Linked DNA regions of Mus musculus: all the other regions are linked to region 3. The links are chromatin loops, found by intact Hi-C in ENCODE. Cell type or tissue: heart. All regions are shown on one strand. Links, peaks and the distances in the headings refer to the core of each region. The heading gives the core; the rest is flanking DNA.

What was found. Hi-C counts contacts between places; a loop is a spot of excess contacts. Peaks named below come from ENCODE experiments on the same cell type or tissue, not always from the same donor. Only the 100,000 strongest peaks of a DNase experiment are listed, where the experiment ranks them.
Region 1: it touches region 3 in a loop (7-fold over the local background); 2 of 42 quality-filtered maps call a loop at or near these places.
Region 2: it touches region 3 in a loop (3-fold over the local background); 3 of 42 quality-filtered maps call a loop at or near these places.

Annotation. Positions count from the first base shown.
Region 1 is chrX:23,360,256-23,371,157 of GRCm38, reverse strand. Klhl13 (kelch-like 13) reads left to right here and starts at 6,095. Exons shown (of 10, transcript NM_001381892.1): 1 at 6,095-6,202; 2 at 9,574-9,664. In heart, for the core only: no CTCF peak of the experiment used is centred there; a DNase peak (open chromatin) is centred at 6,047; H3K4me3 peaks cover 2,180 bases; H3K27ac peaks cover 1,123 bases.
Region 2 is chrX:23,761,442-23,772,343 of GRCm38, reverse strand. It overlaps Wdr44 (WD repeat domain 44), which reads right to left. Exons shown (of 21, transcript NM_001305675.1): 8 at 10,804-10,902; 9 at 9,984-10,067; 10 at 2,348-2,454. Among named protein-coding and RNA genes, the nearest start is that of Wdr44, 74 kb to the right of the region's middle. In heart, for the core only: no CTCF peak of the experiment used is centred there; no DNase peak of the experiment used is centred there.
Region 3 is chrX:23,688,143-23,699,044 of GRCm38, reverse strand. It overlaps Wdr44 (WD repeat domain 44), which reads right to left and starts at 5,994. Exons shown (of 21, transcript NM_001305675.1): 1 at 5,776-5,994; 2 at 5,506-5,620. The coding sequence starts at 5,582. In heart, for the core only: no CTCF peak of the experiment used is centred there; a DNase peak (open chromatin) is centred at 6,124; H3K4me3 peaks cover 2,247 bases; H3K27ac peaks cover 877 bases.

The DNA.
Region 1 (10,902 bases), core at 1,122-9,121, 330 kb after region 3:
GCTACAGATACGCAAAAAGAGATATTAGGTCTTGAGGGTAGAGATATTGAGTGATGGAGATTGGATTAATATCTAACAAAACTTTTTCCCTTTATTCCTGGGAAAAATTGTGTGTATCTGCCACCCAGAATTCACATGCACACATGCACATACACAAAGCCACTTCCATATGCACACACAAGATATCCTAGCCTTATTCTGACTAGTCTCTTCATAGAGTAGATATAATCCAAAAATTTGTGACTAACTTTTTCATCATCCTAAAAAGTATAAAAACCTAATCTGTAACAGAATAGGAAAATACCTTATGTGCCACGTCCAGTAGAAATGAGTAGAGATGCCACCTACGGGGCATCAAGTGGAGGGATAGGGTTGCCATCCCACAGTCAAAAATCTCTGACCCAGAATTGTTCCAGTCTAAAAGAACTGCATGGACAAAACTGGAGAAGAGCCTGAGGGAAAGGAGGTCCAACAACAGGCTCAAATTGGATCCAGCTCAAGGGGAGGATCCAAAGCATGACACTATTACTGATGCTATGGTGTCCTTACAGACAGGAGCCTAACATGGCTGCCGTCTAAGAGGCCTAACAAGCAGCTGACCATGGTAGACACAGAAACTTACACCCAACCAATGGACTGAAGTCCGGGACCCCTGTGGTTGAATTTGGGAAAAGCTGGAAGAAGATGAGGAGGAAGGTGACCCCATAGGAAGATCAGCAGTCTCAACTAACCTGGACCCCGGAGATCTCTCAGACACTGAGCTGTCAATCAGGAAGCATATACAAGCTGGTCCAAGGTCCCCAACACATACACATCAGAGGACTGCCTGGTCTGGCCTCAGTGAGACTAGACACATCTAACCCTCAAGAAACTTGAGGCCCCAGGGAGTGGAGAGGTCTGGTGAGATGGAGGGTAGGGGATGGGAACATCCTCTTGGAGACTGGTGAGGAGGTATGGGATGAGAAACAGTCAGAGGGTGGACTGGGAGAGAGATAATGACTGTATTGTAAAAAAAAAAAGATTAAAGAATAAAAAAAATACCTTATGTGATAATATGCAAAAACAAAATGGAGATAGTCCCTTCAGTGTCCAGTCCCTGATTCCAAACCACTCCCGAGCATATACTATATATTGTATACCTGTCTCTATTTTCCACAGAAAGAAAACACAATAGAGAAAGTATAAGTTTTAAAGGTACATGACTGATTGCTCAATAGTATAATCATGGGGTAATGGCATAAATATTTCAAATATACAATTTGGTTAAATATTGGCATATGCATGCAATGTAAAACAGTTTTTGTAATACCTTAAGGAACATTCATGTCATCACTAAACATTTCTTTATCTTTTTTGTCCTTTTTGTCTTTTCTGCTACTTGGTCTTATCCAAAGACAACCACTCATCACTGTAGATGCATTTTAATTTCCTGGAATTTTATATAATTAGAATGACACAGCATACTCTGTAGTGTCTGGATAATTATTTTGAGATTCATGCATACAGATTGCTCTGGGCTTTATACTCTATTTTGTTCACTTCCTTTATTTGGTGAGTAAGTATTGCAGGGCATGTATTGTCAATGTATTGATCACTTATTGATGGATATTTGGATCGTTTCCAATTTTACCAAAAAACATCTGTTAAAGATATCCACATACAACTTCTGTGTAAACAAAGGAAAACCTGGCTATCCTTTCATTCAAGGTTTCTGGGTCTGCAAACTGGCTCAAGTCTATAAATTGGTTCACAGGCTGAGATTCACTTTTGTCATGATTGAATGCAGCCTTTGTTTAATTTTTTTTTTGAAAAAATTTCCACTTGTACAGATCAAACAAAAATATAGTAGGCCTCTTATCTGTTTCATGCCTGGAAACACCATGATTGATTAGCCAGAACCAAATATAAGTCATGCCACCCACCATAAAACTACTTTTGTCTGTGCTGACCATTATGGACATTGCTTTGTCTATGCTGCCCATTATGATAACTACGATCATCTTGCCTTTGGTGATTAGGTGCCCCTACTACTTCAGGTCCTAATCAAATCAAACCCACTGCATTCAACTTATCCAACTGATCATCAGAGTCTCCAACCCAGCTCTTCAGATGTGTTCATGTCCTCCTAACAATTTTGTGTCCTATAGGATTAGTGAAGGTCATGTCTTCTGGGCCTTCCCATTACAGAGGATTAGGTTTTATACCTCATACCCACTCTAGCATTGCAATTTCCCTGAGCTGTAAAATCATCAACAATAAGCCAAAGGATATCACACATCTTTAACTCCTTTTCAAAAGGCCATTGTTTGACAAATGTTTTAGCCAACCATTCAAACAAACTTTGAACCCCCCCCTGCCTTTCTTACCTGTGCAAGTTTCTATATTAAACCTAGACTTTCCACTCAGAGGACTATATTAACAAACTCAGACTGATCCATTATTATGTTCCTTCCACCATTATCCCAACACCCTTAAATTCCATTCTCACACACATTCCCCAGAGTTCTGCTGGAATGAATTAGCAAACTCATTAAGCTCTTCAGCAGTATAGTGTACCTCCTCATGGACTACACTTTCTGTCTCCCCTCTAGGAGCCTATTTAACCTTTAATCTGGTGATAGATCTAGAGGCAACTAACGGTGGGCCCTGAGGGACTTCAGTATTGTCTTGCCTGGAATGTCCTCTGAGAAAGTCATTGCTGGTTTGGCAGACAATGAAGGAGGAATTTCCTTCCTCAAGGTTGAAAAGTCCTGGAGTCCAGGTTTGGTGCACATTCTCTGCTGAGGGTGGAGAGATTACTTCCTCAGGTGAGACAAAGCCTTGAGTTTCTGAGTTCAACGTTCTCAGCTTTATTAGGGTTCTCCTATACATCTTCATCCCAAGTTACATGATCCCTTTCTTTACCAATTAATACCTTACTTTAACACCAACAGGCTCTGAGGCTGGGACTTAAATTTTCACTGTAATTCAGCCAACCTTATAATTAGGGCTTCTGTCTGATTTTGTGAATCTTGAGCTCTGTGGTTTCTGGAGAAAGGGTTCTCTTCTAGAACACACTTAGAAACCTTTAGACTGTTACTGTACATCTAGAGTTGGTCAGTTTTATCACTGAGTTCATTGTTGTCCTTCACCATATTCTTGGATGCTAGAAGGTGGTTAAATTTTATCACTGAGCTCAATCTTCTCCTTTTTCAATTTAGCTAGAGATGATAAGAGCAACTAGCAAGATTATCATTTGCTAATTTTTCACAAACTGTCAAAAATTTATATAGATTCATCAAATGCATTGCCTCTTCCAATTGATGAATCAGAATAATCAAATGCATTTGTCTCCTTAAGTTTGTAAAATATTTCACACTCTCTGAACTTCTGGGAGAGGCTTCAGTAACTCTAGTCGTTGGCAAATTAGGTGTTGTCTTGCTAATAGGTATTAACTTTGTGGTTACATATACAATAATCTTTGACTAAGCATAGAGGAAAAGCCAGTGGGTGCATCCCTGTTGACACAGGTGAACTGGTTTGAGTACATTATCAAAAGTAATAATGCTTATCACATGTGTATTTTGTTATTATCATGGTTTTAGTTTGATTATTGTGGTAGGGCTGTCTTTAGTTCTAGTAAGCTTTTCAGTATCTTGTTGTTCCTCAATTTGCCTAAAACCTATCACTATTTGGATTTCAGTGTATGGAACATAAAGTACAAAGATAGCGATATTGAGATTTCAGACCCTAGAAAAGATTACTGATAGCAAAATGAAGTATTGGGAAACACACATCATTACAGCCCCTACTCTCATCACTCTCTCAAAAGTAGGGGGAAGTCCCACAGTGATGAATTTGATTGGTTGCTAAGAAGGCTCTGGTATTTTTCAATGAAGGGACTAGAAATAAAAATAAATAAATAAATAAATTATTATGTGTGCAATTGTATGTTTGTGAGAGTGCAGTTGCTCATGTGACACTGTAAAGCTCCTGTGGAGGTTAAAGGACAACTTATGAGTTAGTTCTCATAAGTTACAATCTCACTTACAAGGGGGAAGAAAATAATCATGGGAGGCAGAGGGAGGGGACCTAGGTGGAAGGAGGATTGGGACAGAAATGGGGAAAAGGATCAGGTATGGGGTAGTGGTAGGGAACAGGGGAGAAGCCCAGAGGGTCAACAGAGTGAGTGGAAATAAGCAGCCTCAGGGGGTGGGAGGTGGGGAGACCCTCTAGAAAGTACCAGAGACCTGGGAGGTGAGAGACTCCCAGGACTCAGTGAAATGCCCAACAGTGTGGAGAGGGAACTTGAAAAGCGTCTACCTCCAGTAAATAGACCGAGCCTCAAGTGAAAGGATGGGGTTGCCAACAAACAGCCAAAGTTTCTGACTCAGAATTGTTCCTGTCTCCTGAGAGAAAGGCGGTCCAGTGACCAGTCCAACTTGGGATCCATTTCACAGGGAGGCACCAAAGCCTGACACTATTACTGATGCTATGGTGTACTTACAGACAGGAGCCTAGCATGGCTAGGCTGAGAGGCCCAACCAGCAGCTGACTGAGAAAGACTCAGATACTTAAACAACCAACCATTGGACTGAAGTTGGGAACACCTATGGTTGAATTAGGAGAAGGATGGAAGAAGCTAAAGAGGAGGGTGACCCCATAGTAAGACCAGCAGTCTCAACTAACTTGGACCCCTGGGAGTTGCCAGACACTGAGCCACCAACCAGGCAACATGCAGGAGCTAGTCAGATCCCTGCCCCCGACACATACAGCAGAGGACTGCCTGATTTGGCCTCAGTGGGAGAAGATACATCTAAAGAGTGACTTGAGGCCCCAGGAAGGGGAAGGCCTGGTGGTGGGAGAGCATTCTCTCAGAGACAGGGGGAGGAGGAATGGAATGAAGAACTGTGGGAGGGCAGACTGGATGGGAACAAAGCTGTATTGTAAATTAATAATAATAATAATAATAATAATAATAATAATAATAATAATAAATAATTAGGTAGTTCTCTCTTTCTACCACATGAGACTGTGAGTCCTGGGGATCAAACTCCGGATCAAATTTGGTAGCAGATGCCTTAACTGCTGAGCCACCATACCTGCCTGAAACTAGAACTTTAAGTAGAAATAATGAAGACTAGAATGATAGATGGAAATGGTGAAGGAAGAAATATAAGAAGGTGACCTGAAGCTTCAACTGTCAGGAAGGCAAATGATTAATGAGAAACAGTCAGGGAGGCTGAGTTGACTTTTTTTTTTTTTTTTAATTTTATTGGTTGAGGTCCAGGTTAATGGAATTAGAAGAAAATAACGAAGATTTAAGACTTACAAGAGCAGTCTCAGCAGAGAAGTGAAAAATTTGGGTGCCAGAATCCCAGCCATCCTGGGTTCGGCTTTACTCTGTACTAGTTCATAGTAACTTGGGCAACATGCTTAATCTTCATGTACTTGCTCCCAGAGTACAGTAATTTCATAGCACAGTGCCGGTGATAGTTGACACTCAGTAAAATGTTAACTGCTGTGTTTGTAGTTGTTCTTCCTCTTTCTTAATGCGTTGTATTCGGATAGAAAGGAGACATGAACTACTCATTCCAGACCATTATAAGAGTTATGAACTATTAGGTGTATGAGCCTGGATCAGGTTTATTTTGGAGTTTGGGAGCCACTGAGGTGATGAGGCACCTTTTGCTCAAAATCCCCTTTGCTTGGTCTCTGGAGTGACTTTGTAGAAGCTGAAGTTATGGCTGGCAGGATGTACTTGGTGACTTCTTTGGAGAAGTCTATGCACTGCTGTCCCTTGATACTTGACAGTTTTCACTTCTGCCTCCTGGACACTAGAAGCCATGTGGGCTCACACCCAAGTGTCCTGCTTCCAAAGGCTCCAGGGCCACTTGGCAGTCATCCTGCTTCCGGGCCCAGCCTTGCCTCTCTTTGGCCGAGTGTTCAACTCGGACCCCACACACTGTCCTAGCCCCAGCCTCCGCGCAGGCGCCGCCAGGGCCACCCCTGCCGCCATGTTTCCCCCGCCCACACGCTCCCCTCCCACCATTCTCCGTCCCCTCCCCTCCCCAGCTGGGCTCCGGGTCCCCTCCCTTATCCCCCACCCCCTGGTGAGGTCAGGCGGAGGCTCTGCCGCTGCGGCCGCAGCAGCTCAGCTCCCATTCCCAGGCAGCTTGGAACAGGGACTTTGGCAAATAACTGGAGCGGCGTTCGGGTTAGGGTAAGCAATCTCCCACTGCCTGAAGACTGGGCCAAGTGGCTAGGGTGTCCAGGGGAGCAGTGGTGCGGGCGCCCGTGCCTCGCAGCAGGAGGGGACCCGGGCTGCGCTGCGCGCCTCCCTCTTTGGCCTCTGAGCGCAGCTGCTCTCGGAGGAGCGGCTGGGTGCAGGGAATCGGCAAACAAGGTGAGGCAGGATCCTGAAGTCACGGGGGCTCCACGATCTTCCCCGCCTTCTGCGCGATTAGGAGTTGGGATCTGCACCAAAACGGCGAGGCGGGGAACCCGCTTCGCTCTTTGCCTACCGGGCTTCTCTCCACGCTTTGCACTTGCAGGTCCCTTTGGCTCCACCAGAAGCTTGGGTACCTCTAGGCTCTTAGTCAGAACTCCGTTTTCCTGTGCTTCTTTGTCATCCCTCCAAGATCTTCTCTGGGTTTCCCTCTCGCTTCCCTGATCCTGTGGGGTTCCTCTGTCAACCTCAGCCTCACGATCTCTTGGCCTCTAACACTTTCTACTTTGTGCTTCCTAATCCATCCCGTTTTCAGAGTCCTAACTTGAGAGACTCCGCTGCTTTCTCCCCAGTCAAGAACACTTTTTCTCCCCTTCCTTCCGAGCTTTTAACTTTAGTTCTGAGTGTCTTCGGCTCTGAATTTCTGGACTTTTTTTTTTTTTTAAATCACAGTTGAAGAATGGTTTTCTTGGAGACTTACAGGGTTTAACCCTATCATTTACAGAAGAAAAAGACTGAACAATTTCTTTATTAAATACCATTTAATAAGCATCTGTTGAGGGATTTTAAGATTTCTTTCTAGGTTTTAATAGCCTAGTCTAAAAGCCAGTCACTTAAAATGCGTGTATGTATGGCTGTTTGCAGTATTCTTTTTCAGTCCTAACGTCCTGGCAGTGGAACAGGCTGGACTGAAGGAGGTCTAGTGGGGTTTGAAAACCTGGCTTCATTTCTCTATCTATAAATTAGGGTGTTCATCATTTAAACATACTTAAAGGATGACCTTAGATTTTTGGAGCAAGCCACCCAACTTAGTTTCTAGGCTGGTTACTAAGCACACTGAGTGGGAACTGAGAGGCCTTGGGGTTTAAAACTACCTCTGTTTGGTAGGGTACCTGCCTTTTAAACAGAAGCCACAGTTTCTTATAGTACATTTTAGAACCTCATAATTCTTTAGAAAACAAACCAAACCAAGCCCACTAGTTTTCGCCGTTTCACTTTCTTGCCCATGCAGTTGCCATGTTAGTTCCTGCACTGGGCTTCATTCGCTCATTTCCACGCTGTAATTAGTGTGAGGAAAATTGAATGGAGAAGCTGAAAGTGGCGGCAGATACCAGTGAATGAGCACATGCTGACGTATGCAGCTGTGTTTTTAGAAATAGGCTTTATCTATTGCTCAAAGTTGAAAGCTGAGAAAAATGAGTTAAAACAGTTATGACATCATTTTATATCTAAAAATATTAGCTCCTTTAACCACAAGTCCTTATACTTAACAGTGATAGATTTGTTTGCTTAATGCGTGGCCAGGTGCTGCCTTTGACACAACAGTTCCTTAATTGGCAGCAGTCTGGGAAGCAATTACATTGAGAATAAAGATGGTGACTACATTTCACTCTCCTGGTAGCAATTTTAAGGTCTGGTAGTGTGGCAATGGGAAGAGTTTCTGCTGCAATATTAAATTATACATTTGTAAATAGACAAGACCTTCAAATGCTCGGTATTTTTAAGCTGCCATTTTTATAAGCAAATTTTAAACTGTGTGGTGTGGTTCTATAGGTTTTAGTCAATGTTTTGAAGAAAGTAGTTTTCATAAGAACAGTAAAGAATATCAATTATTTTAGTTAGGTAACTTGCCCCTGATACTTCCTTTTCCAATGAATTTCTAGAGTTCACTTTAGTTCTATCTTTTTTTTTAAAAAAGGAAGATGGGCAGTGGTGGTGGTGGCCTGCTTTTAATCCCCAACACTCAGGAGGTGGACGCAGGCAGATCTCCAGGAGTTCAAGGCCACCCTGTGCTACAGATCGAGTTCCAGGACAGCTACAGCTACACAGAGAAACCCTGCCCCTCACCAAAACCCAAAAACAAACAAAAAAGATAGATGATAGGGAAAGTAGTAGACCCACCATTTTTATTTTGGGGCAACCTATTTTTGAGACATGTATGCTATTTGCTTTCCTTTTAAGATTATTATTATTAAGCCTGAGCTAACATTGCCACTGATCTGACTTTATACCAAAAAGCTATTTATTTTTTGCCTGGAAGATTTAAAAAAAAAAAAAAAGTAAGTTAGCCATAAGCATTTTTCTCTGCATTTTCAACATTTGAAAATTATGGATTATGTGATACACTTAGAGATTTGATACCATACTGAATATTTCTTTTTCATTAAAAAATTATAAATGGGGCTCACACAGCCCATGCTGGCCTCAGATTTGGTATGTAGCTGATGGAGGATAACCTTGAAGACATGATTCTCTGATCTTAGTGCTTGGGTCACACCACAGAGCCAGCTCAGAAGGATGGTACTAAATCTTACTTCATTGTCTGCTCGTATTTCTGCTTTCTTTTATGTTCATTAATTTGATTTGCAGTCCTGAAATGAGATTAACGTAAATATTCAAATTGTTTGGTTTGTGATATTCAATATATTATTAAAATCTTTTCAGCATCTTGTTTTTGGTGTAATTCTCTTGTTTATTTCTCTAAAATGATAACAACTCGGTAGAAATCATATTTAAAAAACCCATAAAAACCGTGTAAAAAAAAAAACAACAGCCTAGAGTAAACTTTTCAAAAGTAGAGAAAATGGTTTTCTCAGAGTTACAGATATTTATAGTAAGGAGGTTATTAAGTATTACCAAATAAGTTAATATTTCTTGGCATAAAATCTGTTGAAAGCCTCCCATCTTCCAAGGCTCTGTATATTATTAGCCACAGTATAAAACCTTGTAAGTCAGTATTCATATAGAGTGTAAAAAGAACAATAAAGAAAATACACAGAATATAGAAAACTCGAAAACACCTAGCTCCACACGGGTGGTGCATGGTGGTGAAGGTTTGTTGTTAACTTCTCTCTGGATTAAGAAATATCCAGAGAGTCCGTAAAACATTGCTTTGGGCGTGTCGGTGAAGAGTGTTCTAGAACAGTGTTTGAATCTGGGAGGAATAGGTAGGGAAGGCCTGCCCTCAGAGTGGGTGGTTACCGTCCAATTGGCTGCAGAGAACAGATAAAAGGCAGTGAAGAGCGCCACTTCATCCCTTTTGCTGCCTTGAGCTTTGGACCTAGGCTCCGCTCTTACCAGTGGCCCTTAGGCTCTTAGGCTTTTGGCCTTCCTTAAACTGAGAGCTTCACTCTTGGTTTCCCTAGTTCTGAGGCCTTCAGACTGGGACTGAGCTCCACCGCCAGCATCTCCGACAGCTTTCAGACTGCCGTGGGCCTTCTCTGTTGCCGCGACTCTGTAAGTCAATTAATTCCCTTCTGTATCTCCCCTTTTAGATGTACTCGAATCTCCTATTCTGTATCTCCCCTTTTAGATGGACTCGAATCTCCTATTCTGTATCTCTCTCTGGAAGACTGGCAACTATATAACTTATTGAAGGGGTGATGTTGGAGCACAGCCTAAAAGAAAGAGGGAGAATGCGTATCTATACGTTTTTTTTTTTTTTTTTTTTTTTTTTAATTCTGGGAACACACCTGGCCTGGCCACATGGGCCTTTATCTATAATCTCCACACTCTGGAGACAGGGCGTCGGATCGCCGCGAGTTTGAAGCCAGCCTAGTCTACCTAGTTCCAGGCAACCAGAGCTCAACCAGAGCTACACAGTAACTTAAAAAAAAAAAAAAGTCTGGGAACACATTCTCCATCGAACATTCAGGCATAGGGTTCATGAAGAACAGAAAGCTGGTGGTCTGAGAGGTCTCAGAAAGTATTAGAGATAATAGATACATAGGATTTGGAAGTCCTCAGAAAGGATTTGAATTTGATGGTCGGAACAACCGGAAGCCATTAGGGAATTTGGAACTTAAAACATGTTTTACAGAGCATAAAATTGAATACCTGGCTCAGTTATTTACATTAATACCTAAGAATGAAAACTTTAAAAAAGTTTGTTAAATAGCTAAGTGATTCAGTTCTACTCTGTTTAGATTAGGGACTGGGGACATAGAAACTCTAGGGTGTGTTCAAAGCAGTCCAAGCAGCCCTAGCAGTCCCCTTGCCTCTGGCAAATTGTCCTTTGTGCTGCAAGGTAAGTTGTCAACAAGAGAGCTTTGCCAGACCTGGTGGCGGAGCCTAGAATTTCAGCCCTGCGGAGGCAGAGACAGGCAGATGTCTGTTCTAAGGCAGAGAGATGTTGTCTCAAGGCGAAACAAAAGCTCAAAAACCAGAAACCCCACCAACCACATTCCAATGGGCCATTGTGCTATTTTAAGAATTTGTTTGTCCAGGACTGAGCTGTTAGTTTCTTAGAAATATATTTATTTTGGAAGGCTGGAAATTTTATTTGTACACAAAGGAATTGTTTGGGCTTTTTAAAATATCATTTGGACTTTTAAGAGATATTTGTTATATCGTTTTAGCTGTTGCTAAAAAGTATTTCTTGTAAAATGACCTCTAGCGCCTCCTGTAGGTTCAAGTTCCAGTGAGCAAGCCCAGATTCTTCATGACTTGGCTCTCTAGATTTTTTTTTAACATTT
Region 2 (10,902 bases), core at 882-8,881, 74 kb before region 3:
TTCGCAATCTGTTGGTTGCCCTTTTGTCCTATTGAGAGTATCCTTTGCCTTATAGAAGCCTTGCAATTTTATTAGGTCCCATTTATTGATTCTTGACCTTAGAGCATAAGCCATTGCTGGTTTGTTCAGGAAAATTTCCCCTGTGCCCATGTGTTTGAGGTTAAGATTCATTTTATCTGGTTTTATGTGGAGGTCCTAGATCCACTTGGACTTAAGTTTTGTACAAGGAGATAAAAATGGGTCGATTTGCATTCTTCTACATGCTGACTGCCAGTTGTACCAGCACCATTTGTTAAAAATGCTATCTTTTTTCCACTGGATGGTTTTAGCTCCTTTGTCAAAGATCAAGTGACCATAAGTGTGTGCGTTCATTTCTGAGTCTTCAATTTTATTTCATTGATCTACCTGTTCATCTCTATACAAATACCATACAGTTTTTATCACTATTGCTCTGAAGTACAGCTTGAGGTCTGGGATGGTGATTCCCCCAGAAGTTCCTGTATTTTTCAGAATAGTTTTTGCTGTCCTGCATTTTTTTGTTAGCTCTAGCTAGCCAGCATCAACTGTCCCAGTAGTCTCCCCCTATTGACTATAAAGCTACAGTCACATGGCTGGAGCTGCTTGCTAGGGTTGGAACATGGCCCCCTGTTCTATTATCACCAGCTTTCTGTTTTCCAACTCCTTCACTGCCTAAGCTTGGCTTGAACTTGCTCTGTAGATTCACCTTGGACTTAGAGATTTGCATGGCTCTGTCTCCCGAGTGCTGGGATTGAAGGCATATACTACTTAAGCTTTTCTTTACTTTGAACTTGTTCAGTCCAGGGATGGCCTTGAACTCAGTGATCTGCCTGTCTCTATGTCCTGGGATTAAAGGCTTGCACTACCATGCCTGGACCTAAGCTTAATTGGGTGGGATCTTGCTTGAAAGCTACCATTCCCTTAATCTGTTTATCTCCTGGGACACAGGATTCAACTCCATTGCACTTCCTGGTGCCCTTTTACAACTGACACATATATTTTGTACTTTTTCTTTTTAAGTTTACTATACTTCATTAAGATGTTCATTATGAGAGTAAACCACAGCATATAGCCTAAAGTGGGTTGTTTTGAGACCTCCTTTGCCAGTGTAATTAATTTTACTCTCTTTACCTTAGCCTCAGGCAGACTCTGTTGACAGGACAAGAAGCAACAAAATTCTTCACCAAAATGTCACAAGAATAGGCTCTTGGCCACATACTAAAATTCTTCTCTGAAACCTCTAGAGCCAGGCTTCTACAGTTTAAATCACCTTCAGCAAGAGTCTTCCATATTCCTACGAGGATAGCCCATTTAACCCCACTTAAAGCATTCCACTGCTTTCTAAATCTAAAGTCCCCAAATCCATGTTCTTCCAAACAAAAGTATGGTCAGGCCTATCACAGCAATATCCCACACCTGGTACCAACTTCTTAGTTAGGTTTCCATTGCTGAGAAGAGACACCATGACCAAGGCAACTCTTATAAGTGACAACATTTAACTGGGTATGACCTACAGGTTCAGATGTTCAGTCCATTATCATCATGGTAGGAAGCATGACAGCATCCAAGTAGATATGGTACTGGAGAGGGAGCTGGGAGTTCTACACTTTGTTCAGAAAGCAAACAGTAGAAGACTGGCTTCTAGACAGCTAGAAGAGGGCCTCAAAGCCCACCCCCACAGTGACACACTTCCTCCAACAAGGCCATACCTCCTAACAGTACCACTCCCTATAGGCCAAGCATAACCAAACCACCATATATAGCAAATATTTTTATCCAGTAAAACCACTGTCTAATCCAAGTTTTCCTAATTTAAAAACATTTTTAAAATTTTACTTATTTTTATGGGTATGAGTGTTTCACATGCATGAATGTCTACTTATTAAGTATGTGCTTGGTGCCCATGGAAACCAGAAGAAGATGTCAGATCCCCTGAAACTGGAGTTAGACAAATCTCTAGGCTGCCATGTGAATACTGGGAAATTTAACATGTGTTTTCTGGAATAGCAGCCAGTGCTCTTAATCACTAAGACATTTTTCTAGTCTCTTAAAAATAGTTTTAAAAGCCAAAAGTCTAACAAAATTGATTTTCACCTAATCACTGTATAGTAAATTATTCAAGGTTGTTATAATAACAAAACTACTAAACTAATTCATACTTAAAACATATACATTATCATCCTTTATATTCATAAAATTAAGTGACTCTCTTATGGCTATAAAAGTTTATTATATTTATTGATATAGAGTGCTTCTTATAAATAACAAACTAAATTTAGAATACACACTTTAATGGAGTATTCAGTTGAAACATACTTATTTTACTAACCTTCATCTCTTACGCTTTTAACTTTATTTATAGCACGTTCACCATATTCCTCAGCAAGATGCTTTGCTCTCTTCACTGATTTTCCAAGGAATTTCTTTAGTTGAGTCCTGAAGAAAATATGCCAAATGTATATTGTCACAATTTGTGCCACGGGAACTATCCACAGACAAACTTAAGAGCTATCTTTTAAAACATTAATAGTAGGTATTCAAGTTTTCATGTTCCTTATTTTATGGAGTGAACATATTCAAGTTAATATCCATTAGAGAAAATATACATGAATATGATTCCTCCCAGTTAACAGTAATCATATATTCTAGACCCACACCTCTGCAGTAGTGGGGTGGAGATGGGCATGTTTAAGCAGATCTATTGGCGCTATTCCCAGATAATCTAATTTGAAGAGCTTATGGAGAAGCCACAAATATGCAATTAAATAATCATGAGAAGACTACTTTAGAGACGTGTTTCTAAGAATATATTTTTACCAACAAAAAGAAAGGAAGGGTAAAAAAGTCATTTATCTACAAGATAGACTACCTGGGAAGTCTAAGATGATCTCTTGTGATTTGATTTTTCTTTCATTAGTGTATACAATGTAGTAAAATTAGGCTGAGCTTTCCTAACAGACGCTCCCATACACAAAGTAATACAATTATCAAACGCTTCCAAAACAGGATCTAATTATTATCTTTTCAATTAAAACATAGATATGTGCATCAACAGGAAAATAAATAAATAAATGAATAAGTGTTGGTATAAAATATAATAAAACAAATCCCTGTTCTTTGAGTTGCCAAGATCTTATTCACCTTATGATCTTTGCACATGTGTTTACTTCTGACTTCAACACTCCAGCACTGATTACTAATTTCTATTTTCCTTTTAGGTCTCAGATCAAATAATCTTCTCTCAAAAAAGGCTTCCTTTAGCCAAAACATGTTATCTTGTTATACACTTCCATAGCACCTTAGAGTTTTCTTTGACAGCAATCATAAATATAGATGCACTTTTGTGCATAATTACATATTTAGTATCTGCCCCATCATTTAACTGGAAGGTCCATGAGTGTAATTGTCTTAACTACTGTATCCACAGCAACTGATTACTATGTATGGTTCATAGAAAGACTGCAATATATTTTGGGTGCTACTATGAAGAGATGGCATGATTTATTTTATTTACAGTAATAAAAGTATAAGCTAGCAATTTACAGATACAAATTAATACTTCTTTTGTAAGAATCAAATAGTCTGCGGCTGTGGGTCTAGCTCAATGATAGTGTACTTCCTTAGTATGTGCTGGTCTCTAGTTTTGATTCACCAGCATTGTGTAAAAAAGTTATGAAGAATGTTGATGATTCAAAAATTATCAGAACACTGATGATTTCTGGCTGTGAGATTACTTGAAACTTTTATTTTCAGTTTTAAACATTTCTGTTACTATTTTCAATCATCATAAAACTGAGATAAAATATTTTTGTAGTGCTGGGGATTGAACACAGTGGCTTGAATATGCTAGGTGAGAGCTCTACCATTGAACTACATCTCACCCCTATAAAACCAGTTTCTAAGACCAAAATAAGGTAGCTACTTTACAGATAACTGTAAGTTTACTACAATTACCTTTAGTTTTAATTGCCAATTTGATATATTCTAGAATCACCTGCGAAGGAAGGTTCTATAAGAAATGGTCTAGATTGGGTTAGCCTGTGAGATGTCTGTGAACATGTCTATAAGCATGTCTTGATTATTGGGAAGACTATGGGTGACATCATTCCCTGAGTAGAGGATATTGGGTCGTTTAAAAGTAGAGAAATTATGCTGAGAATTAATGTGCAGATTATGAATTCATGGCTCTCTGCTATTTACTGTGGATGCATTATGACTAGCTGCTTCAAGTCCCTGCTGGCTTGCAGGAACTGCCTTGCCTGCAACTATAAGCTATGAGCCAAATATACTCTTTCTCTTTGAAGTTGCTCTTATCAGGGTTTTTTATCATGCCAACAGGAAATAAAACTAAAATGATTACTAGTTGAAATCCAAGAAGACATTTAAATCATTGACAAGGTAACTTTCTAAAATATAGACTTACATGACTTTTTATATGGCACTTAATATTTAGTATCTTTCCATTGATGAATAGTGTCAGTTATCATTCATACTATTCTGAAAGCTTTTCAGACAGGATTCACTTAGGCTCAACTATTGGTAGCTTCCTTAGATTTCAAAATAACTTGTAAAGTCAGACCCAAAGTCTACTAGTTTACCCCATCATTCAGTCCAAATACTTCTATGTTCTATGTGTATCATGGTAAGAGAAAAAGCTGGAAAGAGCCCTTGTACATACAGAGTATTGTACTATGTATGGGTCCTCTCATTTTCTAATTACAATCTTGCAATCTGAATATTAACCAAAAGTCTTACATGTTAACATATATGTCATGGTTTGCAGCTTCTCTGTTCCTTGGGAAGCTCAAGGTACTAGATAACCAGATTTTTAAAATGATACATCAATCAAGAATGAAACTAAATACATGTGGAATGTATTTCTCTTGGAAAAAGGAGCATAGTAATATGTACCTTAATTGCAAAACCCAGGACAAAAAAGCAGGAGGCTGGGAATTCAAGGCCAGACTGAGCTATTATGGAGAGTCATATAGTGAGAACTTGCATAGGAAAACCAAAATAGAAAAAAAAAAAAAGGAGCCTTAGGGCATAGACTATACAACAGATTCACTTAGATGTTGACATTTCCTGAACAATTTTTAAATTTCTGGACCCTGACAGTTGTCATTGTTAAGACAGCTCAGTTTCAAATATCCGCATTTTTGGCACATCTTCTCCAAATAGTCTGACATCATTTAATATACCAAAATAAATAAATAAATAAATAAATAAATAAATAAGGTTCAGGCTTAAGTGGCTCATTTGCTTTGGATTTACATGGCAATATTGCCACTTTAGTGACTCATATATAATCAGGCACAACCCTTATGATCACAAATATACTAGGTATTTGTGCAGGGTAGTAGAAGAACAATAGGATCATAAAGCTTTTATATCGCCTTGTTTAGGTGTTTAATTAAAATGTATTGGCTTTTGTCTCACAGGGCCATAGCCCTTCTCGAGGATCTATAGGTAGTTAATGGCTACTAGGAGAGAGTAACATTTCTTCAGGATAGCCACTGAGAAGTTGTCTAAGATCCTGTAAGTAACCCTTAATTAAACTCATTGGTTAATTAAAGAAAATAAAACAACCACCCCCCCATCAAAGTATAAGGGAAACTAGTTAGAAAGAGAAAGTAGATCTTTCCGTCTTCTGATGTCTTCCTCAATTTCTCTCTCTCCAGAGACTTGAAGTTCTTTTCATACAGATATTTCACTTGCTTGGTCAGAAACATACCAAGGTATTTTATACTATTTGTGACTACTATCAAGGGTGTTGTTTCCCTAATTTCTTCCTTAGCCCTTTTATCCTTTGAGTAGAAGAAAGCTACTGATTTGTTTGAGTTAATTTTATATCCTAACACTTTGCTAAAATTGTTTATCATCTGTAGGAGTTGTCTGGTAGAACTTTTACAGTTGCTTATTTATACTATAATATCATCTGCAAATAGTGGTATCTTGGCCTCTTTCTTTCCAATTTGTATCCCTTTGACTTTCTGTTGTCTAATTGCTCTGGCTAGGACTTCAAGTATGATATTGAATAAATAAGGAGAGAGTGGGCAGCCTTGTCTAGTACCTGATTTAATGGGATTGCTTCAAATTTCTTTCGATTTAGTTTGATGTTGGCTACTGCTTTTCTGTATATTGCTTTTATTATATTCAGGTATGGGCCTTGAATTCCTGATATTTCCAAGGCTTTTAACATGACGGCATGTTGTATTTTCAGGATTAACATAATAAAAATGGCCATCTTACCAAAAGCAATCTATAGATTCAATGCAATCCCCATCAAAATTCCAACTCATTTCTTCAGAGATAGAAAGAGCAATTCTCAAATTCATCTGGAATAACAAAAAACCCAGGATAGCAAAAACTATTCTCAACAATAAAAGAACTGCTGGGGAAAATCACCATCCCAGACCTCAAGCTGTACTACAGAGTTATCGTGGTAAAAACCACATGGCATTGGTACAAAGACAGATAGGTAGATCAATGGAATAGAACTGAAGACCCAAAAATAAACCCACACACCTATGGTCACCTGATCTTTGAGAAAGAAGCCAAAACCATCCAGTGGAAAAAAGACAGCATATTCAACAAATGGTGTTGGTTCAACTGATGGTCAGCATGTAGAAGAATGCAAATCGATCCATTCTTATCTCCTTGTACAAAGCTCAAGTCCAAGTGGATCAAGGACCTCCACATAAAACCAGATACACTGAATCTAATAGAAGAGAATTAGGAAAGAGCCTCAAACACATGGGCACAAGGGAAATTTCCCGAACAGAACACCACTGGCGCAGGCTCTATGATCACCTATTGACAAATGGGGTCTCATAAAATTGAAAAGATTCTGTAAGGCAAAGGGCACTGTCATTAGGACAAGACAGCAACCTACAGATTGGGAAAAGATCTTTATCAAACCTAATCCGACCTAATCCGATAAATGCTAATTTCTAATATATACAAAGAACTCAAAAGTTAGACTCCATTGAGCTAAATAATGCTATTAAAATGGGGTACAGAGCTAAACAAAGAACTCTCAACTTTGGAATCCTGAATGGACAAGAAGCACCTAAAGAAATGTTCAACACCCTTAGTTATCAGGGAAAAGAAAATCAAAATGACCCTAAGATTCCATCTCACACCTGTCAGATGGCTACGATCAAAATTCAGGGGACAGCAGATGCTGGTGAGAATGTGGAGAAAGAAGAACTTTCCTCCACTGCTAGTGGGATTGTAAGGTGGTACAACCACTCTGTAAATCAATTTTGTGGTTCCTCAGAAAACTGGACATAGTACTACCTGAGGGTCTAGCTATGCCACTCCTAGGCACATACCCAAAAGATGTTCTAACATATAAGAAGGACACATGCTCCACTATGTTCACAGCAGCTTTATTTGTAATAGGCAGAAGCTGGAAACAACCCAGATATACCTCAATAGAAGAATGAATACAGAAACTGTGGTACATTTACACAATGGAATACTACTTAGCTATTAAAAACAATGACTTCATGAAATTCACAGGCAAATGGACGGAACTAGAAAATATCACCCTGAGTGATGTAACCCAGATACAAAAGAACAGACTTCGTATGTACTACTGATAAGTGGATATTAGCCCAATATCTCAGAATACCCATGATAAAACTCACAGACCACATGAAGTTTAAGAAGAAGGAAGACCAAAGTGTGGATGCCTCAATATTACTTAGAAGGGGAAACAAAATAATCAGAGGAGGTAGAAGCAGGGAGGGACCTGGGATGGAGGAAAAAAGCAGAGGCAGTATCCGGTATGGAAAGATAAGATACAGAAGAGAAGTACAAAGGGTCACTAAATTGAACAGAAATATGTAGCAGTAGGGGATGAAGAACTGGAGGTAGCCACTAGAAAGTTCCAGATGCTAGGGAAGCAAGAGGTTCCCAGGACCCAACAGGGATGACATTAGCCGAAATACCCAACAAGGGGAGAGAGAACTTGTAGAGACCATCTGTTGCAGATAGCCCTGGGGCTAATTATATTTGATGTTAATTCCTTTCTCCTGTGAGGAACTTCGAACAAGGAATGAGCCAGCACTCAAGTGATTTCCTGTAAAACTTCTTCCCACCATAATGTATAAAATAAACGCTAGAACCGGTTATTGGGCAGAGAAAGAGAGGAGGGTGGAACTAAAGGTTATGGGAGAGAAAGAGAGAAAGGATGACATAGGACAAAGGAGGAGAAGAAGGAAAGTGGAGCAGAAGCACTTGGCCTGGAGAAACTGCAAGTTCTAAGAGGTCTCTCATATTCGGAAGATGGTAATGCAGTGATAGATCTGCCCAATCTAGGTGCAGAGCATGTTTTCACATTAATTGAGTAGTGTTTTCATTGCCCAGGCTTATTTGGGTTGGAGATTTACTACACCACACATCTCCAGTAGATAGGCATGGCCCCCAGTTGAGGGATGGGGTCACCACCCATCTCAAAAATTTTAACCCAGAATTGTTCCTATCTAAAGGAAATGCAGAGACAAAAAAAATGGAGCAGAGACTAAAGGAAAGGCCATCCAGAGAATGTTGCACCTAGGGATCCATCCCACCCACAGATACCACATAAATAGAGATTTATGCCTGGTACTGAAAACCAAACAATTGTCTACAGCTAAGAGATCATGGACGTTAAAGAAGGACCTACTGCCACTTTCCTAAAGCAGTAGACTATAGTCTACATACATAATCTCATAATCATAGATAAGAACAACAATATCAGCCATCCAGACCCCCAGAGCTCCCAGAGACTAAATCACCAATCCAAGAGTACACATGGACCCATGGCTCCAGCAGCCATGTAGCAGAAGACTGCCTTATCTGGAATCAATGGGAGAGGAGGTCTTGGTCCTGTGGAGGCTTGATGCGGTGACATAAGGGAATGCTAGAGTGGTGAGTCAGGAATGGGGTGGGTAGATGCTGGAGCACCCTCATAGAGGCAAAAGGGAGAGGGGATGTGATGGGGATGTGATGGAGGGGAAACTGGGAAGGACATATCATTTGAAATGTTAATAAATAAAATAACCAATACAAAAGAGAAAATAAAAAGAAAGAAAGGAGATCAGCAGGAGAGGGGGAGACAAAAAAGGAAATAGGGCTGGCTATGATCAAATACATCATATATATGTATGAAAATGTCATAATGAACAATGAGTATAATATGTGTTGATAAAATGGTTTGCTTTCAAAATTAGAAAATGACATTAAGATAGCATGCTGAAGATAAAAATGAGTTATGCGGATATAGACTTGTTATGAACTGGATTAGTTAGGAAGATTATTATAAACTTTTTGTATAAATAGAACTAGGATTTGGAAAGATGACGAGAAGGGGCAATGATATCTAAGTCAATGATGTTCTTTTACTCACAGTCTAGAACCTATGATGGAAAACAATACAAGGATAATAAAAATATATTGATCCATTTCCTTTATGTCAGATCCTTTAAAGGTAACTTATATAAATGTAAGACAGTTATGATCAACCAATAAAGGGTAGGGAAGAGTAGTATGGAATGCACATTTATCACTGATTTAAAACCATCAGAAGAGGGACCACATATTCCAATTCAAGCAACTCTCTCAAGCTGAAAGAAATTATGAGAAAGAAGTTACTAGAATTAAGTAGTTGCAGATATATCCAAGCAATATTGCAAGGATTTGATCATCTTATAAGTTTATGATAGATCAATGACTGGTAATGGTAATTAGTAGGGGAAACAGAACAATACTAGGATGGTGGTAATAATATTATCATACTAGAAGTTTCAGAATAAGTGTAACTAGGGGCTATATAGGGGATAAATCTCTGCTTAACAAAAATGAAAAAAGATGGCCAAGAACATTTTTGTATTACATTTTTTTGTTAAAAATATACCTGGAAATTTTATTACCCTTCTAATAAACACATAGAAGAAAAGAGATGTAGTATAACTCACGTTTTCTGTTTTAACCTTCCACCATCAGTATCTGTTTGTTGTGACTGTAACTTTTCTTCATCATCTGACTGTGTGGCATCATTGCTACAAGAAGGAAGAGGAAGTGATTTGAAAAGAAACCATTTTTTCTTCTCAAAAATGTCCTTTAATGCTTATTATTCAGGTACTAATCAGAATAAGACAATTTATCTTGATAAGTTTTATATAATTTCAAATTCATGAAGAATCAGAGAATTACTAAATATGTTCCAAGTTTAAAGTATGGAATTTTAAAGCAAGATGCAATGTGTAAAATTTAAGTTAATATACTTTAATAGCTTATAATATCCTACTATAACAAGGCTATGCATACTAATAATAAAGTAACTTGTAGATAGCTTTTTCTTAGTCCATCAAAATCAGCATATATTAAATTTAATAAAAATACTTGCTTTTCTAGAACTTATTCCTTATTCTAAAGCAATTTTTTCTGACTGCAATAAACACAACAAATAATTAGAAAGGAAGTTTTAGAAGACTAAGAGGTCCTCACACTTGGCTTTTTAATCTTAATTTATTGTTTTAATACTGTCTCCAGCATAAATCATTTTAAAAGATAAGAAACTAAAGACTATGAGATTAAAGATTTGGAATAACCTCTTCAAATAACTATATATCTATAACAGAGATAAAAGGTAAAGAATACATAGCTCAACTAATTTTACTTTTTGATTAAAATAGAAATTTTAGTTTAACTAAATAGGGACAATTGTAGTTCACAAACCTAAATAATCACTACCTCACTGCAATACTGTAAATGTTAAATAACATTAAGTCATACCTTACATATTCCTTTGTCCTTCTCATGATGTGCAGAGTGAGAGGATTAATACCTGTTGGCAACTTCTCTTCAGCAAGACTTAAAGGTATTTCTTCTCCA
Region 3 (10,902 bases), core at 1,990-9,989:
TTTTTTACCTTCATAGAATTAAAAAAAAAAAAAAGACCTTGTCTGAGAAACAACCAACCAAAAACCAACAACAAAATTGGAAAAATAAAGAATTGGAAACTAGAGAAAAAGACTACCCCTGAACTTAACCAATAACTGCTTGTTTGTAATATTTTACTTTGTTTTAGCTTTGTCTTTTTGAAAGTGGAACATGGTATACAGCCTAAATTAGTCCTGAACTCATGACTCTCCTGTCTCCATTTCCTCAAGTACTAATATTACAGGCATACACCATGTCTATTTTTAACATTTTTAGAAAATCATGTTTTATGTCTTATATTATGAAATAAGTTATGATAAAGTTTTCAACTTACATTATTTTTTACGGATTCAAATTAAGTCTCCCAATTGCCATATTGCTACCAACTGTCCTATCTCCATGAGTCACCAATTGACAGTTGGAGGTCACTAAATTTAGAAGCTAAATTTACTAATTAATATGTAGAAGGTTTTTCCCTACGTCAGTATGTTACATGAGTATGTTAAAACTGCACTGATTAATATATTTCTATCAATCTACAGAGCCAAGAAAAATCAATATAATCTATGATTGAATACCAACTGAGGAACAACCAACCATTTTTTTAAGGTGGTTTGACAGATCCTCATGTAGCCAAGGCTGTCCTGAAACTCACCATACAACTGAAGATGAACTTTAACTTCTGATCCTCAATGCCTCCATCTCTCAAGTACTAAATTAGAAGCATGCTACTATACCTAGCTCAAACAGCCATTTACAAGTATTTTTTCCTAAATTTATAACACACTAATATTTTGCAAATAAAAATGTGTGGTGAGGTGGGTGTAGTGGAACAGGCCTACAATCCCAGCACTGGTGATGCTGAGACAGGAGGATAAAGGGTTTGAGGCTATATACTAAGACAATGTCAAAACACACACACACACCACCACCACCAAGCAAAAACAAATATAAATTTTTATTTCAAGGTGAAATGCTTCTGATGCCTAAGTAAAGTGAGGAAACAAAGTTTTCAATAAGGAATGTTTTCAGACTTAACAATTCTGGTTTGGAGGGAGGTTTGCTTTTTTAAATTTCCCTATGTGGATATCAGGTGTAACTGGGCCACTATGCTCCACTAGACCTAACAATTCTTCTGGATGCTTTGTCTCTGTTTCCGTCATTCAGTCCATATCTTATCATTACTCTAACCTACACATGGTGGTTTGCTGTTAACACTAATGAGACCCCCTAAAACTGAAACAAAACTACATGTTCCCTGTTATAGATAAGCTATTCAATCATTGGTTTTTATTCTGACTTAAAGGAAATGAATGAGCCATAGTTAGAATGCTGCAACAGTCAAAGTCTTTTGTGAGCTAAAGCATGAAAACTGTGTGAAATAGAAATAGACGACCTTCGTGCTATGACTTAACAAGTTATGTGCCAAAAATCTGTAGCATAGCTACTTGCTATAATTCTCTGTCCATTCAAATGTGGCAGCCTCACATAGATAAGGGATCAAAAGACCTAAATTCTAGCTTCAACTACAAAGTAATGTGTCACTTCCTTCTCTTAAGTCTAGGTTTCACTTTCAACTAAATGGGCAGGCTGAGCCAAATTATGTCTAGTTAACTCCTATTCTAAACATGCATTATTTTATCCTAAGGCCCTAAGACCTAGAAAGTCTAGGATTTTGGCTGTCACTAAAAAAAAATAATGTTAAAACTATTACATTTATTTTTATAAAAAGTGTTCTCAGTTGCAGCCCTTTAGAATATACAGGTATAATTCACAGTTGGGAGAGGCATTGAACTCATACATAATTTAGGCAGTAAGTAATTCCAAATCTGTGCATTCAGAACCAGGCAGCCATCAAAGCCATCAATGTTTGTTAAAATAAAACATTATAAAAACATGTAAGGCAGGTCTGGTAGAGCAGGCTAGTAAGTCCAGCTATTCAGGAAGCTGAGGCAGGCCACAATGTTCAAGGCCTGCCTGGGCTACAAAAAGTCCAGGCCAGCCTGGGCAGCTTCTCAGATACACATTAAAATAAAAACAAAACAAAAAGGCTGGGAAAGCTGCTCAGTGTTGAGAGTGTATCTAGTTTTCATCAGATCCTAGATTCAATTGTCAATACAATTAAAACAAAATAACACAAACACACACCAACACACACACACACACACACACACACACACACACACACGAATACCTATAGATTTCTCCAAGAACAAACATTTATCAATAAAAGCATATACTACTAAATCTCAATACAATGACAAACATTTAAATTTCAAAGGGTTCTCAAAATGTAATTTAAAGTTGAGGAAATGAGATGACTCACAGTGTTGGACTCTTCTCTACTACGCCTCAGTCTCTCCTGCCTTTCCCGCTGTATTAAGCAGCAGAGCAGAAAAAAATGCCACATTATGAAACTGAGCGAATATAGAATTTTGTAATTAATTCACTATGGTATCATGGATCAGCCACTTTCTCACTATGTGCTTTAGTTTTCGTAACGTTTTGGGAAAAAAAAATCAACGAACTGCCGTTTCTAGGCATAAAAATGGCATAATAAAAGTCCTACATAATAAAATAAAAACTATAGATTCTTGAAAGAGAAACTTGGAATTCATAGCCAAGAGAACTAAAGGTTTGGTCTGCTGGCTGTAAATAGACATATCAATTCAATTTAGAAGGTTGGTATGAAAGCATTTTACTCTGGGGTGGACTGGGGGAAGATCCCTGTACACAGCTATGGTGTATTAGAATAAACACTGCACTAGAGTTTGGTGAGCTGGTTTCAAATGCTAGCTCTGTTACTGGCAAGTTGTTTCTCCTAACAATATATTTAACTTCTCTAAGATCATATATGTAAAACTGCAGGAAGTACCAATCAAAAGAAATGATCACAAGTGTACACATTACAAACTGGGGAAGACATGGTCTGCGACGGTGCAAACATAACTGCACTGGACTCAAACTCTAATAACTGGACTGCTGATTGAATTAGCTTTCAAAAGATATATTAATAAATAAATAAATAAGAAATATAAGTAATAAATCAATATTAGGGAGCAGACTGTATACTTGGATTCTGCTGACTAACAAAATATAAGGTGTCTCTCAAGTGTGTGCACTCAATTTAGGACAGGTTGGTGAACTGCTCTATATATTCCCAAACACACAAAGATGAAGAAGCATTTCTTCACAGGGCCCAAACCACTCAATTAGCCTCTTAGAGCTTATATGAACCACTCTGGTTCATGTCAAAGAACGGAAGACATTTATTATGATCAACCAGCTAGTGATGCCACCTGTTTTCCGAAATCACAATTTGTCACTGGGTTTTTTAAGCTGTTAGCTGCCAAGCTAAGTCTGCTCACAGCACTTTAAAATATGCCACAGAGGATGGAGCGAAATATAAACAAATTCTTCCCTTTTCTGCCTTCTCAATATCACTAACTGTTCTCAGGTCCAACTCTCCAGATAAGTGTATTTTCTTCCGATTCTCTCACTAATACAGTAGGAAGGAGGACATATAACCCCCCCCAAAAAAAAAAAGAAATCTTGTCATTTTATCCATAGAGCTCTCAACATGCTCAGTTTGGGGGTAAGCTAGAGTTAAATTTGGGAAGCTGGGACACACAGGACTTTTAAAAGAAACAAACTTTTCACCTACTATAAAGTTGAGAACTCTATCATCCCAGGGGGAAATGAGTGCCTATCAATTCTCTCACAATGACTCACTGGGTACAAATAAGTAAAGCAGTTCTAAGTTCTGTATACTTCCTCCTGCAGTAAGCACTCTATAAAATTAACAGATACAATGCCAAGAAAAAAAGAGAAGAATTCACATTGGAATACATTTTCTATGTCAGGTACTGAACTAACAATTTACAGAGGTTCTGAAATAACTGTTCTTTCTAGACTACACTTACTTTATTCAACTAGTAAAAAACAACAATCCCATGACACTGAATTGCTAACAATAGTGAAAACTGATAATTTCTCCTTCCCAACTTAAAAAAAGACAAGAAAGAAAAAATAAAACTAAGCAACCCATAAATGCTTACTAAGTGTTTTATTCTCTCACTTAACCAGAACTGACAGTTTATTACTTTGAAGAAAAAGCCACAGAGAATCCATTATATTTGAAAATCCAAATGCACTTTTCTATCCTGTCCTACTGAGTTCCGAACCTGGATCATATACTGAATGTCAGGACCATTTAGGGCTATCTCAAGGCAGATCACTATCATCCCCACATTTCACAACAGTGACAGACAGCTTCCTGGAAACACACACATTAGTAATCTACCAACATACATTTCTTTCTGATCTTGTTGTTATAACTTTGGGAAATATAGCGTATACAATACATAGCAGATTTTTGAAATCCCTTCTAAAATATACTTGTCACTTTATTTCTATCCACGGGGTAACTCTAAAAACTAAGAGTTCAACTCTGAGCATCATACACGAACACACCCATTTTATCATTTAATTTTCAAATTCTTATAGTTGGAGACTACATTTCAGTGCTTCTAGTTACAGACACATCAGGAGAAGAGTTTGTGAAATAATTGTAAACTGTGTTTCCACTCTGAAACGTGAAGGGGAGTAAAATAAGTTAAGTCCAAATCCTGGTCAGCGACGCTTTCCTACTAGTGAACTTCCTACTCAGAGCTAGCCATATTAATCACCAGTAAAACATCTTGCAAAATGAGAGAAAGGGCAGCAAGCTAGGCTCTCCTTCCAAGGACCTTATTACTCAGCACTTGTTTGTAGATCTGTACTCGGCTGTGTACATTTATGTCCGGCTGCCCTTTCAGACCACAGCATTCTCCCTAATGCTAAGGATCTTGTCTACAATTTCCTCTGGCACACAGTAAAGTGCTATTTCAGTAAAACACAGCTGATGTTGAACTCATGCGCAGGCTGGAGAACCTCCTTAAATAAATACCTGCCTTCCCCCCCCCCCCCCCCGCTTCTTTTTTTATGTAAAAGAAAAGGTGAGTGGCAAATAGGGTCGAGTTACAGTCACTTTGGAAATGAATAGGAGAGAGAGAGAGAGAGAGAGAGAGAGAGAGAGAGAGAGAGAGAGAGAGAAGCCGGGGAAGTTCAATTTGTCCTGCTACCGCTCCTTTTGGTCCCCGAGGGCCAAAACAGATGTTGGAAAGGTAAGCTTTGAACCCCGCAAATACAAATCGCTGCCTCTGAGGCACAAATGCCATCCGCTCAAGGGCTGGCTAAGACAAGAAAGGGGTCCGAAAGAGTCCCCAAACCGCTCACTAGGGAAAAGGGTGAAGGAGGATTCCCTCTCCCTCTTCCAACTCATCCTGCCCTAAGAAGTCCCAGGTCTGGGTTCTGAGGTGTCCAAGTGAGACTAAGAGGAACAGCGGTGACGGACACAGACGGACTGGGGAAGGGAGTAGAGGGAGATGCGGGAGAAGCAGGAGACTAGGATGCCCGAGCTCTGGGCCCGAGCTTCTGGTACTTACCCTACAGGATAGCCGGTCCCCAGGTGCACATCTTCAGGGGCATCATAGAATTCTTCGGTGTCGCTTTCCGACGCCATTTATAGGACACACCCGCGGGTGAGGGGGCCGGCTCCGCCTAGAGAAAGGGTGATTCTGAGCGTCTCCTCCTCGTCAGTTAAGAGTGTGGAGAGGTGGGTCCCCGGGCGACACTGAGGAGGGCACAGATGACGTGGAGTGAGAAGTCAACCCGGGACCGGGGACCACCCTCAGTTGCTGGGCTAAGGGGATGACCTGCAGAGCGACTGCCTGAGGTGGCTGCAGTGGGTCTGGGACAGTGGCCGGCGACCCGGGCGCTAGGTGTATGGAGAGCGCTAGAGAAGAGGCTGTGGCGCTTCTCCGTCCCGGAGAGCAGGCAGCGGGCGTGCCAGCGACAGCAGCTCCAATTTCTCCCGCAGCGGCAATTACAGTTGCAGGGAAAGCTACTAGCCCGCAAAATACCGACGCGCACCTAACCTCGCGAGATTTCGCGGCCGGCCGGTAAAGCGTGGGCGGGGCGGAGAGGTGGCGGGGGGCGGTCCCAGAGAGGCAATCTTATGATTACTAATGCGGGAGCAGCCTGTCAAAATGGCGCAAGCGTGTTGAGGGCGTTTAGGAGAGGCCGGAAGTAGTGGGAATAAGGGCGGTGTCTAGCCTGCGGTGGGGTGGAGTCTGGGACCTGCGCAGGAGCAGCTGTCTGCCAAAACTCCGAGGCACGCCCGACTTCGGTGCAGTTTCCTTAGACGTTTATTTACTGATTCTGCTAACTGCAGTTCAAAAGAAGCATTTTGAGAGGGATGATTTTGAGTCTCTTCCGTTCATCCTGAGAGAGTTCTGTGGGCATTTTGGGATTGTATATTACTTAGTCGTTTCAGCCAAGTCTAAAATATACCGCCTTAGGGTTTTGGCACTTTTAGCATCTTTAGTCTGTAGGAATAGATCTGTCTTATTCACTTGCTATAAGATCCCTAATTGAGATCCCTACATATGATCCAGATGGCCAAGGGGCAAAGTCCATAAGAAAGAGATAGCTGGGGTGTGTCCCATTTCCCAAGAGTAATGGTGGATTTATTGCTGGAGCTGAGCCATCATAAGAACTGCAACTTTTCTCAATAGTTAACTGTCGTCGCAGCCCATGATGTGAGAGAAACTATATACTGCCCAAGATGTATCACATAACAGTGCAGGCAGGGGAGTTATAGATCCTTTGGAAAGTATAACTTTTGTCAAGAATTACTACTAGATTTTATGTTTTTTAAATGTTTTAACTTAAAGAGTGGATTTATGGTCCTTACTACAAAATAAACTGGTGAGATGATACGGCTTTATTGACGTTTTCTACAGTGTTTACAGTGATTAAAACATCACATTTTACTACCCCAAATATAAACAATTATTTGACAATTAAAAATAAGCTAATTATACTGGGTACAGTGATGCATGCCATCCATACTAGCATTTGAGAGGTGGAGGCAGAAAGATCAGTATTCCAAAGTCATCTTAAGCTATATGAGTTTGAGTGCAGCCTGTGTTACCTAAGAACCTGTTCAAAAAAAAAAAAAAAAAAAAAGAACAAAGGTTCATCTCAAATTAAAATTTTTTGTTCACTATACTATGGAAGAAAGCCTTTTTTGTTTTGATTCATGAAAATTTATCAAAATATATTGTTATATGAAAACATATAACCATATAAATTTAGAAATTTATTTTCTACCTAATTACTTACTAGTGAACCTATACATTTCTTAAAATATTTTGGTTTATTGTAAAGGTATCACCTGTTTGAATATTAAAGAAAAATATTTTGATGTTGAGTTACTATGTGTGGTATATGCAGCAATTTTATGAACATGTATTATTTGGTGTCATGCAGCATCCCAAAATGCTGAAGACAGTTTGAATATGAAGAAGGCAACTTTGTTACTGTCTTACACAAGCTCACAGACTAGTGCTGAAGTTTTATTTGAATTTTTATTTCAATATTCTAGGCCAATTCTCTTGGAGTGTTTAAGGTAAGTTAAACATTAATTTCTCAGTTGAGAAAAGGTCAAAATGGGTAGTAGGAATGATAAGCCAATGACATCTTAGAGCTATTATGGCTGTCTATTTAAGTGCTTTTATAACACATGGAAGTTAATTGCCGGGAGCAATAAAACATACCCTAACCTTCATCATTTTTGAAAAAGTTAAAGATGTGTTTATTTTCCCTGAGTATCTGTTTCTGAGTTTTAAAGCATTAAGCTCAAAGCAATGGTTTTGTAAAGTTTTCATTATAAATGAGCCCAATAATCAAATTTAATTTTGCAGGAAAGTTCATATATATATTAAATGCTCTTTTTAAAGCAAGGATGGTTGAAGTCCCTGTTTTATTGGCCTTCTCTGACCCTTTCATAAGGTTCTGTAAAACAAACATAAGAAAAAGGTAAAACTATTGTTTTCCTATTTAGGGGTCAACAAACTGGTCCTTGCTGCTTTTAAAAATATCAAATTATATATATATATATATATATATATATATATATATATATATACATATGTATGTATGTATATATGTATACATATATGTGTATGTATATATGTGTACGTGTATATGCATATATATACATGCTTGCTGTTTCCCTAGCAGAGTTTAGCAGTTGGAATGTTGATTGTGTGGCTTGCAAATTTACTATTATAGACATTACAATTTTTTTTTGTACTCTGGTCTATACAATAGTATTTTGAGGGCCACCTCATAACTGAAAGTACCCTTAAATTGATTATTTGAATTCATTCCACTAAAATCATAAGACCTCACAAAATCTTATGCATAATGAAAATTATGAGAAAATATTTTCCCATTTGGCTGATTCCCAATGGCTAGAAGAACTACTCAGTCCTAAGGCTAAGGTTGGTTTAAGGGAAATCTTTCTGCTTAGCTGTCATCCTTCTCTATACAGCAATAATTCTACTCTAAAGGGAAGAAGTCACCATTACCATATGGAACAGCTTGGTGTGGGTGTTTTCTCTCCTTTTAACAGGGATCATATAAACTGTCAGTATCCCTCCAGCTAGTATTATGACAACCCTGGCAGTAGTCGGTCAGAACATCAGGAATCCAAGCAACTCATAATTCATGTAGCCTTTTCTTGTAAGCAAGCAAGACAGTGATAACTCAGGGAAAAAATGCATAGAGGATTAGATTATTGGAGATACGATGTAGATGTGAAAAGATTTGATATTGCTATTTATGAGATATTTTTATGGGTTTTGAAGTAGCAGAATCCATTAAGAACATGTTCTCAAATTATTGAGAACTTGTCAGGGACAAGATAACATTTGGTAATCATTGACTCTAAATTATCTGTTGGGAAGGTCAGTTGTGTTATAACTGTAATACTAGGTATTTAAAAAAATGTTCCTATTTGGCCTTGAAATCTTTATATCATTTTCACCCTTCAGTGTGCCTTTAAAATTATACTTTGTGTTAGCATGAGAATGAATTTTAAAACTAGTAGTAACTAAAATAAAAAGTCTAGAAATGTATTGACATAGGAGAAACAGCCTGCAAGTCAAATGTGTTATTTTATAATAGAATATTATGTAGTCATGAATTTTTATTCAGGACTCTGAAAGAAAGCAAATTAGAATTATCTTTCAAAGGGGGAATCTGTTAGATGATATTTGCTTTATCATGATAAATACATTAAAAATAGAGCATGAGGAAAATTTCACATCTACACATATGTATTAATTTCATTGCTCCAAAATTAGGTAAAAGCAAAAATTCACACTTAAACTGAATCAAGTTGCACAGCAATACACAAAATGTACACACCCATACCTCAGAAATCTACGACCTAACAAAATTCACTGTGTTTAAAAGCCCATGTGTTCACATCTTCTATTCTTCTAGTTTGTGCTCAGGTAAGACTCTTAACACTATTTCAAAATAATTCACAAACTGTAACCTTTCTGATACCTACTTCATTTCGCAAATGGTATTTACTTAAAAATTTCTCAAATGGATATATATATATATATATAGTTTAATATACCTTCCTCATATTATCCTGTCCATGTTTTCTGTAAATAAACTCTTAAGATTTCAGAGTAAGGTGCTATGTGTATTGTATTTTCTTACTATGGGTAAAATTGTGCTTCTATTTTTATGAGCTTCATATCTTTTTTATATAGTTCATACAAATGATGACATTTGATGCATTCAAGGCTCAATATATATAAGTGTTCTTTCCGTGTGTCCATCTTTTTTACCTATGCTTTTTTTTTTAATGTACTTTGGCCTCGGTTTTTATTGCTAATGGTTTCCTTCTTATAGATAATGTAAATGGCTGCAAGAAACTTCAGTTCATAATATCTTAACCATAAATATTTTCCTTTTGTGGTATTGGGGCTGGAACATAGTGCCTTGTGCCTGTACTTAGGAAGCATGTAAGGTCATAGGAGAACTCTTATTTTTCAGGCCTGGGTCAACCAATTGGTTCTCTGCCACACGCCCAGTAGAGAGAAACTTGCATGTTTATCTCAGTCACTTAGATTATGTAGACTATATAATATGATTTTGTTAAGCAAAGGATATGGGCAAACAGGAAGAACTGTTTGCTATAAGTTCATAAGGGACAAATCCCTATATTTATTTGCATAAGAAGAGCTTATAATATGTTAAATGAAAACAGATGATATAGAATAATACATGTAATAATCTCATTTGTGTGAAATCATTTATTTGTATATCTATATGTTTAGCCACATAGAGAGATTTATGGTAGCATATTCAGAAAGAAGCCATGGTGATATTTTTAAATTGCTGATTAAAATAATAACAGTAGGGGACTGGAGAGATGGCTCAGCAGGCAAGAACACTGAGTGCTCTTCCAGAGGAGGCGGGTTCAATTTCCAGCACCCACTTAGCATCTTACAACTGTCTGGCACTATATTTCCAGGAATCTGACACCCTCACAGAGACATACATGCAAACAAATACTAATGCACAATAAGTTAGTAAATTCTTTAAAAGAGGGGGAAACAAGAAGAGTAGAGGATATGTGTGTGTGTGTGTGTGTGTGTGTGTGCGCGCACGCGCGCGCCTTATTTCTTTCTTTATGGAATTATTAAATATCCTATAATAACTCTATTATTTTGTAAACAAAAGGACTGTATTAAAACAAACCATGTACATTACATATACTAGATAGACTTACATTTACAGTGTTTTGCATAACTATGAGTCCTGGGCTTATTGATAATTCCATAATTTAGGTCTTGGGATTATTTAATAAATTTCACTGAGAAACTAAACTTGGAAATAATACTCACAAAACAAAAGAAAAATATAATTGGGGTGTAAATATTGTACTGTTGAAAATGCCATACTATTTACAT